2 separate regions of the Homo sapiens genome follow, and region 1 is linked to region 2. Evidence: chromatin contacts called from ENCODE Hi-C or POLR2A ChIA-PET data. All regions are on one chromosome and are shown on one strand. Each heading gives the region's core, a stretch centred on a gene start or an enhancer-like site at or near the end of the contact. The rest is flanking DNA. Distances are from core to core; before and after follow the strand shown.

Region 1 (6,106 bases), core at 2,215-4,714, 140 kb before region 2:
GAGAGACAGGCACACTCAGTTTGACTTTATGGAAATACATCATAATTACTGTCTGATAGTTTTGCTTTTTCAATTCTTTAAAAATGCCTGAGCTGTGCGCAGTGGCTCACGCCTGTAATCTCCGCACTTTGGGAAGCTGAGGTGGGTGGATCATGAGGTCAGGTGTTTGAGACCAGCCTGGTCAACACAGTGAAACCCCATCTCTACTAAAACTACAAAAAATTAGCTGGGCGTGGTGGCGGGCACCTGTAATCCCAGCTACTTAGGAGGCTGAGGCAGGAGAATCACTTGAACCTGGGAGGCAGAGGTTGCAGTAAGCCAAGATCGCACCACTGCACTCCAGCCCAGGTGACAGTGCAAGACTCTGTCTCAAAAAAATAAAATAAAAATAAATAAATAAATAAAAATGCTTGCATACAGTACTAATCCTTCTTCTACTATTTGCTTTAGTTTCAATGCCCGTATCATAGAAGGGTCCAAGTTGTAAAAGAAGTCAAAAGCAGTCTTAAATAATCAGAACCCTTCTGCAAGATTGTCTAATGTCAATTCATTTTCTGACAGTGCTTCTTCTATATCTTCTTCCTCATTCTCTGGTACTGATTCAAAAGCACTCATCTCCATCAAGTCATCTTCTGTTAATTCCTCAGATGTGGTATCTATTAACTCTTGAATTTCCCCAAGATCTAGATCTTCAAACACTTTATGCCTCTTTTTTTTTTTTTTGGTGCCATATCCACAATCTCTTCCATGACTTCCTTGATAGGCTGTTGTAAATCCTGTGAACTCACACACAACATCTGGAATCTGGACGCAGTTTTCTTCAGCACTAATGTATTGTTTGGGGCTTGATGGCTTTCACAGCTTTTTCTGTAACAACATGGGCTTCTTCAATGGTGTAATCCTTCTGGACTTTCACGATATTCTCCCTGTTGAGATTCTCTTCCATAGTGTTGACACCCCTTTCCATAGAAAACCGTACGTAATGAGCCTTAAAGTTCCTTATGACCCCTTGATCTAAGGGCTGAATTAGACATGTTGTGTTTAGGGGCAAGGAGGCCACTTTGGTGCTCTCATTGCAGAATCTATGGGGTTCTGGGTGGCCAGGGACATTGTCCAATATCAAAAGCAATTTAAAAGGAAGTCCCTTACTGGCAAGGTACTTCCTGACTTCAGGGACAGAGCATTGGTTTTCATGGAACCAAACCAGAAAAAGTGTTTTCGTTGTACAGGGCTTTTTATCATAAAACAAAAAGACTTGCAGCTGGTGTTTATCTTTTCCCTTAAAGGCTCAGGGATTAGCAGCTTTATAGATGGCACATTTGAAAGCACTTTGGTAAATAGGTGTGTAGTGAGAAATACAGTATGAAAAGAATGTTGGGACCATCAGCGAACTAAGAATCAAAATAAAGAATTTCCACAGTGGATGTTGAGAAATCGTGGAAGCTTCTTTAGCAGAGAGGTTTGAGCTCAAAGTGCACCTTAGATGGATAGTGCATCTTATAGTGACGTGCAGGAAGGGGTGTGTAAAACGGGAGTCCACTGAAAAGGCTATCATCCTAATGCAGGTGAGATTTCATGGGGATCTGATAGGAGGAGAGGAAGCTATGGAATGAAAGGATTGTCCAGACAATACTTTGACATGCCATTAGTTTGATTCACAGACGAAAGACAAAGATATAAGATTATATAAATATAATCTTATATCTTTATAAATGTGACCACTCATTCATTCATATTTATAAGATTATATAACTATAATCTTATATAAGGTTATATAACTATAATCTTATATAAGGTTATATAACTATAATCTTATATAAGGTTATATAACTATAATCTTATATAAGGTTATATAACTATAATCTTATATAAGGTTATATAACTATAATCTTATATAAGGTTATATAACTATAATCTTATATAAGGTTATATAACTATAATCTTATATAAGGTTATATAACTATAATCTTATATAAGGTTATATAACTATAATCTTATATAAGGTTATATAACTATAATCTTATATAAGGTTATATAACTATAATCTTATATAAGGTTATATAACTATAATCTTATATAAGGTTATATAACTATAATCTTATATAAGGTTATATAACTATAATCTTATATAAGGTTATATAACTATAATCTTATATAAGGTTATATAACTATAATCTTATATAAGGTTATATAACTATAATCTTATATAAGGTTATATAACTATAATCTTATATAAGGTTATATAACTATAATCTTATATAAGGTTATATAACTATAATCTTATATAAGGTTATATAACTATAATCTTATATAAGGTTATATAACTATAATCTTATATAAGGTTATATAACTATAATCTTATATAAGGTTATATAACTATAATCTTATATAAGGTTATATAACTATAATCTTATATAAGGTTATATAACTATAATCTTATATAAGGTTATATAACTAATCTTATATAAGGTTATATAACTATAATCTTATATAAGGTTATATAACTATAATCTTATATAAGGTTATATAACTATAATCTTATATAAGGTTATATAGCTATAATCTTATATAAGGTTATATAGCTATAATCTTATATAAGGTTATATAGCTATAATCTTATATAAGGTTATATAGCTATAATCTTATATAAGGTTATATAGCTATAATCTTATATAAGGTTATATAGCTATAATCTTATATAAGGTTATATAGCTATAATCTTATATAAGGTTATATAGCTATAATCTTATATAAGGTTATATAGCTATAATCTTATATAAGGTTATATAGCTATAATCTTATATAAGGTTATATAGCTATAATCTTATATAAGGTTATATAGCTATAATCTTATATAAGGTTATATAGCTATAATCTTATATAAGGTTATATAGCTATAATCTTATATAAGGTTATATAGCTATAATATAGCTATACTCTTATATAAGATCATATAGCTATACTCTTATATAAGATCATATAGCTATACTCTTATATAAGATCATATAGCTATAATCTTATATAAGATCATATAGCTATAATCTTATATAAGATCATATAGCTATAATCTTATATAAGATCATATAGCTATAATCTTATATAAGATCATATAGCTATAATCTTATATAAGATCATATAGCTATAATCTTATATAAGGATCATATAGCTATAATCTTATATAAGATCATATAGCTATAATCTTATATAAGATCATATAGCTATAATCTTATATAAGATCATATAGCTATAATCTTATAAATGTGAACGAATGAGTGGTCCGCTGGCCGAGTGGACCCGCGAACTCACCAGCGGACTTGTAAGCGAGCTCACCTTGCCCGCTCCCGCTCCCGCTCCAGTTCCCAAACTCTTGGAGCAGAAGAGTTACATTTCCCATAAGGCCCCGTGCGAGGGGCCGGCGCTCCAGCGGGGCATCCTGGGAAGCATAGTCCACGATCCATAAATCACTTTCTGGAGACCCGCCCTCGCCAACATGGCGGCGCCCAGTTGGGGCGGGTTCGTTCGCTTCGCGTTTTGGCCAGGGCGGGGGTCTGGGCTTTAGGCAGTAAGTGCGGCTGGCGCCCGGGGATCCTGGGAGGGACGTGGGAAGCGTAGGGACAGTGTTGGTGGCCCAGTCTGAGGAGGGCGAGGCGAGAGGCTGCCCAGGCCTGCCTGAGGACGCGGCGCTCTCCTGGAGTCGGGGCAGTGGTTTCGGGCCACGGGGACCTCTGCCTTTTTGCGCCCCTGGGCCTGTGGTGGCTTGGAGGGCCTCGGCCGGCCGTAGGAGTTGGGAATTCAGGAATGCAGACAACGAGCTCGAGGCTAGACTCTCGAGTTGTGTTTTTTTAGTTTTCTTCTGAGGAAAAGAAAAATAATTGCATTTCAGCGCTTCCTGTCATTTGGTACCTATGCTAGGCGCTTTACGTTTCTCATCTCCAAGTGACCCTCCGCCACACTCGATGTGAAACCTTGGGGAAGTCACCTAGGCCCCCAGGGCTAACGATGGGATTAGTGGATACATACTGGAAGGCCTTTAGGCTTGATAATTTTAGTGGCAGTCTTCCCCGCCCTCCGCTCCCCTTCCCCCCTCCCTCCCCAGTGAACTGACTTCCGGCCCAACAGCTTCGGGACTGTACTAAAGTGCTCTAAAAAAAGTTAACTTGATCTGTTTAATTTAAATGTCATAATCTGGTATATAGTACTGAAGGGTGTGACAAGCAGAGATTTTAGAGAGTTGATTCTCAGAATTTAGGGTTGGCTTTGCCGTCCCAGCAGTGGATTAGTTGTGGCAACAGGTTTTCTTTTTTAAAAAAATTAGTGATGTGAACGTGCCTTTTTAAAAACAGCTGTTACTTATTGTGGGCCAAACCCTGTACACTAACTGCCCTTCTTTCGTTATGTCATTGGATAGTTTAAATGACCCGAAGAGACAGATGGTATCCTATTTTACACATAAGAAAACAGATTAACATATCCAGGGTCACACAGGTAGTTAGGGTCCTGATAGGGATGAAAAAAATCTAGATCTTGCTGCCTCCAAAACCCAACTACTGTACATAGAAACAGTAGTCCTGTGTTCTAAGAAACAACAGAATCGACTCCCAAGTGTAAGGTAGGGGGATTTGGGGAAAATTTATTTTAAAAATAAAAGCATTTATATGTCACTTTTTTTAAGGGTAGTATTTAGTTTCACAATGTTTGGGGACCTGTTTGAAGAGGAGTATTCCACTGTGTCTAATAATCAGTATGGAAAAGGGAAGAAATTAAAGACTAAAGCTTTGGAGCCACCTGCTCCTAGAGAATTCACCAATTTAAGCGGAATCAGAAATCAGGGTGGAACCTGTTACCTCAATTCCCTTCTTCAGACTCTTCATTTCACACCTGAATTCAGAGGTATGCTATGTTACGTACATTTAACTAGCAATATGTACCATCTTCTTTACATGTAATTAATTATGCAAAATCACAAATAGACCAATTATCTTAAAGATATATTCTACAGTATGTGTTTATTGTTGCACATATAAGATATAAATTGGTAATTCCCTCTGCAGAGAAATGTGAAGCTTAATCTTAAATATATCCTGGGTGATGACAATAATGTTTAGTAAAAAAATAAAGCAATATATTTCTTTTTTAATTCCTGTAATTTAAAGTACAACGTAAAGACAATTGTCATAAGTATCAGTCTTCATTATTGTTACACTGTTTGAGTTTTAAGATTTCTCTAGAATAACAAACACTTAAGCCAGAGTTATCCAACCAATTATATCTACCTTTTGGAGTGGGGAAGGGTGTCATATTATTTATATGGGTGCACAGTTGTTCATACGCATTTCTGAAATCTGGAAAGCTCACACCCTCATCTGATCTCACCTGAGCTTGTTTGGCTTCAGAACCAGACCTGGTGTGAGGCTATTTACAGTTTTTAGTTATCTCATGTGGGTGAATGTTCATACATTCATTACAGGAATATTAATCTGCTTGATTAATGGAAGCTGGCCCAGACCCTGCTGGGAATGTAACATTTTATATATATATAAAAAACACTTTTTTCATATTATCTTTATAAACTCTGGAAATTCTGAATTCCAAAGACCCAGAGATTTTAGGTAAGGGATTGTGTGCAAGAAACAGACCCACCACCCAAATTAGCTAAATTTAAAAGGGGGGTTATTGTAAGAATATAGGGGATCTCAGAAATCAACTGCAGGAAGCCAGCCTGACCTTACTGGACCCTTGATTTCTTGCCCCTGTTTCTCTCTATATATTTCTCCCATACCCCATCTCTGCAAACCAGCTTCCTCCACAAGGGTCCTAGGAGCTGTGTTCCCGTGAGCTCAGTGTGAACATTACTTTGCCTTCACCTGGCCCTGACTGGGGTCCCCAGCACTACATGGCTTTGTAGCTCAGCTCTCCACAGTGTCTCCATATTAGGAGGACAGACAGCCTGACTCATCCTATCTGGTTTGCCATGTTCCTCTTCCCTACTGCCACCACATTTATCAAATCTTTGTGGTTCTTCTGTTGCTTCTAAGCTTAGAAAGACTTGCTGCCTCCAGAGATTTAGTAAATATTTACCGCTGTTACCTTCCTAGGAGCAATTTAA
Region 2 (7,038 bases), core at 1,675-4,174:
ACAATTTTGGCTTCTATTCTTGATTCAAGTACATGATTTTCCAAGAGAAATGAGAAAATACCTTGCTACTCTAAATGAGTTGCCAAGCCAGACAAAATGTCCTCCCATGTCCTGGGAAGAATTAGCCCAGGGGGTTATTAAACCGCAGGGAGTGATCTCTGAGAAATCATGGTGAAAAAGGAGACATACTGGAGACATGCAGACGTGATTTCTCAAATGGAAAAGAGGGTGGACTCTGGCTTACACACACATGGCAGCTGATAGAACAAGGGACAGTTTGGCTAATATGGGCGAGGCACAAAGAAGGTCTCGGCAATCCACCGCGTGTTTTCCAGGTTATCTGCTCCATTCAGCTTCTCCACAACCTGACGAACCCGGCTGAGGGGCCTGCTCACAGTCCCACAGCAAATGAGCTGATGTGGCCAGGACACCAGGCAGGGGGGCTCCAGGCGGAGCCCTGGACCTCCATCCCGCAGCCTCTCCTCATCTGGGTGGTGCCTCACACCAGGGCCAGTGGGCCGGAGGCAGGGAAGCAACTGGCACTCACCACGAGCTCTCCCAAGCTCACTCAGTACAAGCGGTGTCTGGCACATTTCATTTCCGTTTTGGCAGGGTGACTGGCTTGGAGGATCAGCACAAGGACGATACCAACATCTCATTAAGTCATCTGACTAGTTGTCCCTCCCACTCTGACCAGGTTTCCCAAGAGTTCAAAATAGAAGGTGGAGAAATAAGATCTGGAGGATAATGACAAAGGCAGTTCACTGATTGACATCAGGCTGAATCACAGCACCCAAATGGCTATGTCCTGTCCAACCATTTCTAACCATGAATTTGGACATGCAGGGATCTGGACGTGGATCTCATTCATAAATGACACTTTAAATGACAAAAAAGATCAAAGTCCAGCAAACTGTGTCACGCTGAAACCACAGGCCAAACCAAAAGGGCCTAAGAGTAATTAATGTGAGGCCCGGGGACCACAACGGTCCAACGGTCATGACGAGCGAGCAGGGATGGGTAGAGGCACAACATTCTGAATGGACCCCCTCTTCACTTTTCACGGGTCCAAATTCAGATGACAGGGAGGTACTTTTCCCCACTCCTCTCACTGAGAACTGAAAACCATGGGCATCAGAAAATCAACACAAAAAGACCCTGAAAGGTAGAGAGAAGATGGCAGCCTGACAAGGGTCTTGTCCAAAGGGATGACACTGTGGTGGCCCTCTGGGTTTTCTTTTTACCTGGTATACCCTAGACTTGGAGCTAAAGAAGCAGCAGCCGAAAACAGTGATGGATACTGGGGGGGTGGGTGGAAAGCCCCAACAAAAGCCTGCTCTTCCAGGCCAAGGATCCAGGAAGGGGGCAGTCAGACAAGACAGAAACTGACAACGGCAGTAACACCCACCTTACTCCAGCCAGCGCCACAAGAAAAAACCATGCCCACCCCACTCCCAGGCCGCAGCTAGGCACTCCAGCACTCACCTAACAGAGTATCCAGAGGAGGCCAAGCTGAGAGCCGGGATGTCTCCTATACCACCTGGAAATGAGTCCTCACCCCCGACAGCACAAGAGGATATGCAAGCGGCAAATAAGCACACAGAAGATACTCAACATCCTTAGCCATCAGAGAAACACACTGAAACCACAACCAGAGAGCCCTACGCACCTATCACGATGGCTACAACAGAAACTAGTGCCAACACCACCTGCTGGAGAGAATATGGAGAAAGTGGATCTTACTGTTGGGTGGGATGTAAAACATTACGGCCACTCTGCAAAACGGTTTGGCAGTTTCTTAAAAAACCAAGCATGTGACTAGCATATGACCCAGCAATTACACTCTTCAGCATTTATCCCAGAGAAATGGAGATTCATGTTTGCACCGAAACCTACCCAGGAATGTTTACAGCAGCTTTATTCATGATCACCAAAAGCTGGAAACTATTCGGATGCCCTTCAGGGGGTAAATGATTAACAAACTGTGGTACACCCGTGGAATACTACTCAGTAATAAAAAGGAACAACCACTGATAAGACTCATCAACCTCAATGAGGCTCCAGGGAATTACGCTGAGTGAAAAATCCAACCCCAAAGGTTACATACTATAAGATTCCATTTATATCACATCTTGAAAAGACCAAATTATAGAAATGGAGACCAGATGAGTGTTTGCCAGGGGTTACAGAGGGACATGTGTGAGGCTGTAAAAGGGCACAAGGAAAATCTCTGCGGCTTGGAGGCTACCCATCTCCACTGTAACGAGGTTAGTATCCTGGGTGTGACATTGTACTGGAGTTGTGCAAGAGGTTACCACTGCATGCAACTGGGTAAAGGGTACAAAGAATCTCAAAATAAAAGCTTTAATTAAAAATAAGTAACCACCATCAACAATATTTAAGTTTAAACTGGGAAAACCAAGGAGTAACTCCAGAACAATGCTGTGTTTCTTAAGGACAAGGGCGTATGTGGGCAGCGCAAGTTAAAAGTGTAATCTTATCTAAAGTCCTGTATTTGTAGTTAGTGCAACCCATGAAACATCTGACGCCAAGAAAATATTATGTGGACACAGCCGACACACCTTTGGTACACATTCTCAAAGAAAAGGACCAGGTCCTCTATGTCAGGAGGGGTGGGTAGAAATGCCAGCTGCCCCGCCTGTCCCTGCGCCTGAGTCCAAGCACACGCAGGAGTGTCATGGACCACGCCCTCCGGTTGAGCTGCTCATTTTGCTATGGGCTCTGACACGTGGCCTGGGTACTTGAGCCTGCACAAGGCAGGGCCCTGGAAATGGAAGGTTTCATTTCTAAACACAACAGTGCTTGAGGAATCAGTGGAGCTATGTAACCTGAGGAGCTCAGCCATGAAGAGAGGATGTCAGAATCGCAGGCTCCTGCCCTCAAACAGTAGTGCACTTCCTGGGTGGGGCGGGCCAGCCCAGCACCCACTACGGCAATACCAATGTATGCTCTGGGAGTGGCCGAGATGGTGCCAAGACAAGGCCCCAAAAGAAGCTGCCTCTGCAGCCCCACAGCCCACTGGCCATGCCCCTCGGGGGTCCTACTACACACTTAGGGGGCCTCAAGGTCCTTCTGCCACTGCCTCCCAGAGACCAGTAATTGTCCCATCCCCCCAACCTCCCAAGTCAGAAACTGCTCCCTCAACTTCACCTCCTCTCTCCTGTGCTATCTTCATCATTGGGCTCCAAATTCTTTCTTTCTTCCTCAGAAATAAATTCAGGCAGTCTTTCACTTGAGCAAACAGAAAAGATTCCTGCTCCTGCGGAAGTTACATTTGAATGCAGGCAGTAAATTAAAGACTTATTAAAGAAGTGAATTACACAGCATGGAGAGTAGTAGCTGGTGACAAGCCCTATGGAAAAACGGGAGACCAGAAAAGAGAGGTCTGGGGGCCAGGGGACTCCACAGCAAAAACGGGGAGGAGGCGAGGAAGGAGCCAGAGACTGGAAGGAAGCAAGGAAGGAGGTGGGAAGGGCTGAGCAGAAGCAGGCGCGTGGTGCGTGGCTGGGGCTGGCATCAGGAAGGGGGCCAGGGGCCAACCTGCAAGCATCAGGACCACAGAGGGCCATGCAGGTGTAAGAACTTTGGCTTTTACTCCACGTAAAATAAGAAGCCATGCAAGCTCAAGTTTTGAAAGCATCATTCTGGTTGCTTTATTGAAAGCTGACAGTAAGATGCAGGAAAGAAGGCAGGAAACCTTTTGGGAGGCTCCTCAGTAACCCCATCACGAGATGATGGTGAGGAGAGTGGGCAGGCTCTGGATGTGCTCTGAGGACAGCAGACGGGACAGGGTGAGACAGAGAGGAGTCCACAGTGACCTCCGAGCAGCTGGCTGGGTGCTGCTCCCATCCCAGGAAGGGGACACTGTGGGTGGAAGCAAGCTTTACAGCTGGGGTGGCGGCAGGGCCAGCAGGTCCGTGTGGACATGCTGAGGGCACGGTGTCGATTAAAGTCTCAGCAATGTCCAATGTCTTATCTCACTCATGAGGTCTTCATCTTGCCCTCAGTTTGGTATGTTAAAAAAGAAAAACTTAAAGACACTATAGAAATGAGATCACTCATACGTGACCACTGCTGCTGATAGTTCTGGAGGTAATTTGACGATCACCAGTCAAGCTGAAGATGCACACACCTGGCAATTCTATCCTTAGAAACACATTCTAGAGAAACTCTTGCCCATGTGCCAAGAAGACGAAGATAAGCATATTCACAGCAGCACTACTGATCACAGGGAATCTGGGAAAGTGTACGTCCACAACAGGACGTCTTAGGTACTGGAACACTACAGAGGCCACGAAAACCAGCATCGTGGGCCTCAACTCAGGCCGCGCCTGTCAGGAGCTCTGCGGTTCATGCCTCGTTCCCCAGAAATTCTGATTTAACTCCAGGAATCAGGAATCAGTTGTATTAAACCTTGAACCATTTAACTAAAGCTAGATGTAGCCACAGGGATAAATCCAGGAAGCGTAATGCTGTGGCTGTCCAGTCTGATAACATTTATTCGACATTTCAGAACCAGTTCAACAATGCTATATACTGTTTATGCCTACACACACTTATCAAAAAAGTATATAAACATGAAAACAAATGACAAACACCAAAGTTAGGATGCCCCCAGGGAAGGGGGAGCAGGAAGAAACGAGGATAGGAAAGAGAATTCCAAGTGCCTCTGTTATATCTATTATGTTTATTTCTCAGGCTGGAAGCAGTCATAGCTGGGTTCATGTGTTACTTTTTGAATGTTTTAAATGTTTTGGCACAAAAATATGCTAACATGCCCAAGCCAGAACTAGAGACACACACAATATAGCCATGCCCTATATTTGTAGTTTAGCCATACGGAAGGTTAACAGGTCAGCCTGAAACCATGCCAGTAGCCAGACTCTGCTGAGGGAACTGGGGGAGGGGAATCTCCTGAGCGCCTGAGCCTGGAATTCACTCCTTTACCATCCCAACCCCTTTATGCAGGGTTCCCAGGGCTTTTATACACCCCACCAGGCCCCTGCCGACTGCCACGCGTCTCATGGCAGACACAACTGTTCCTAATTTGTCTCTCAAATTTCTCATCCCAGAGTCAATTCCTGAATCCCAAATAGCTCGAGTGTCTGAAAACAAGGTGGATGCTTCATGAAGGGAGGAAAGGGAGGTCCTGGCGGGACCACTCAGAAGGGAGCTTTTAGAGGAGAACAGCAAAAACACCTTCCCTCCCAACACACACCCCTCCACAAACCACAAACCAACATCACACCCTAGAAACCTCAAAGCACACAGGGACAGGTCCTGCACCGTCGACAGACAAGGTGAAAATCCACCCACACCCAAAGCAGAACAAATCTGGGCTCTGTAGTGCTTGCTTTGGGGGACTGGAGGGAAATTTTCCCGTGACAAAGCTCAGACTGTAGGAATTCACCACACACAAGCCTCTTCCACCTGCAGCTTTCTGTCTGGCCAGGTGAGAACCACAGAATGTTTCTAGCACATGAGTAAAGTCACACCACAAAGCCTATACCTTAAAAATTCCAGCCTTCCATTTCTAAGACATACAAGCCAAGAAGCAACCCTCTGGAGCATCTTACAAGGAAGCTCAATTCCTTCCGCTTAATTCCAAACCCTGACCTTGAACTCACCACCCAACAGCCTCCCAGTATGATGGCACACTGTCCCCTGGGGCTCTTACCTGCTGCCCTTCCTGCTCAGAACAGTTTCCAGCTGCTCCACGTGTATCAAAATTGAAGTGACCCAGCACAAACAAAAACTGGGTGTTAAAGTCAATGGGCAAGAGCCTACAGATTACGAAGTAGAGCAGGAACGCTGGAGCAGCAAATCAGTACCGTGCAATCAGCCACCAACCAAAAGAGGGGCAAAGGGACGGTGCTGGGGGCAGGATGAGGCACTCGGAAACACTCTGCTAAATATAGCTCCTGGGCTGCAGCGCTTGGAAAGGTGGCCGAGAATAAGCATCTGGCGCCCTGGGTCATTTCTGTCACTTCCTGTTACTCACATCCTGCTGTTCCGATGCTGCCCGAATCCTGGATTCCCCGTACACAATTCCCTACCTGGAAGCCCCCAGAGACAGACCATTCAAAGCAGCTGGGATGTGCGTAGACAACAGACTTCCTCACAGAGCACCACACAAAACACAAAAATAGACACCACCACACAAACAAGCTCTTGGAGTTCCCCATATAGAAAGAGCCTGAGTGCCCAGGTCCGGGTGAGCTCCGCACAGCACTGTGTCAGACCCCGCCCAGCCCACCAGCTCTGCACGCTGCCCTGTCTGCAACCTAAAAGGGAACGTGGGCCCAAACAGCTGTCATGCACTTCCTCTCCTGGGCTGCATCTCACCTGCAGCCTCAGAGCAGCTTTGGGGGGAAGGAGGGGGTCCCCAGCATGACAACTGACAGGTGCCACCCACAGCACAGTCAGAGCAAGGCATCCTCCATCTGACCCACTCCTGCCTCCCCAGGAACTCAGGAAGCCCAGGTATGGAGCAAAGCCAACTTGGCAAGAAGTTAAAGTCACATGTAACCTACCAGAAGATAGGTTGTTTTAATTTATTTATTTTTTTAGAAACCCATAAAGTAAAATGAAGCAAAAAGTGAAAGTTCTACTTAAAAATGAAACGTGACAGAAATATTGTGTTACTTACCTATTCACTATTTCAACAGTACTTCATTAAGCTTGAGTTATGTTCAACTGTGAGAAAACTAGAGATTGGGGACTGCCATGGTTGGCGGGGGGGCCTCTGGCAGGAAGGGAATATTATTACCCATGAAAGGCACCCCAGATGTAGAGCTGGTGCCCCAACATGGGCTGGCCATAGTCAACCAGCATGCAGAAGGCAAAATACAAACAAATGTGGTTTCAATAGCAAAACGCTGGCAGCACCTCAGTCTCCAGACAGGGGGCTGGTGAAGTAAGCTCCAACATGCTCACACAATGGTATGTCACAGGCCCATAGTCATGGACACAGAAAGATGTTCATGAAGTAATAAGTTTTAAAAGCAGGTCATAAAC

Evidence for each region. A loop is a pair of places that touch in the nucleus more often than their neighbours do. ChIA-PET counts read pairs that join two places held with the same protein, here RNA polymerase II (POLR2A). Pooled maps may share reads with other maps.
Region 1: a map of naive thymus-derived CD4-positive, alpha-beta T cell shows a loop between it and region 2 (2.1-fold over the local background). The contact joins the promoter of USP40 here to the enhancer-like site in region 2. A Hi-C loop is called at or near these places in 1 of 168 maps with a recorded cell type or tissue (naive thymus-derived CD4-positive, alpha-beta T cell) and 8 of 50 pooled maps. POLR2A ChIA-PET finds 5 or more read pairs at or near these places in 2 of 52 experiments (A549 and PC-9).

Annotation. Positions count from the first base shown.
Region 1 is chr2:233,564,140-233,570,245 of GRCh38, reverse strand. It overlaps USP40 (ubiquitin specific peptidase 40), which reads left to right and starts at 3,464. Exons shown (of 32, transcript NM_001365479.2): 1 at 3,464-3,562; 2 at 4,673-4,890. The coding sequence starts at 4,692.
Region 2 is chr2:233,418,082-233,425,119 of GRCh38, reverse strand. The region is part of intron 3 of DGKD (diacylglycerol kinase delta); the gene reads right to left. Among named protein-coding and RNA genes, the nearest start is that of DGKD, 67 kb to the right of the region's middle. RefSeq lists enhancers at 2,783-2,932, 6,023-6,222 and a silencer at 5,723-5,832. Within about 2 kb of position 2,924, at least 20 of the 41 ENCODE cell types and tissues checked have a DNase peak (open chromatin) inside an H3K27ac peak, as active enhancers do; they include PC-9, where a contact is called at or near this core.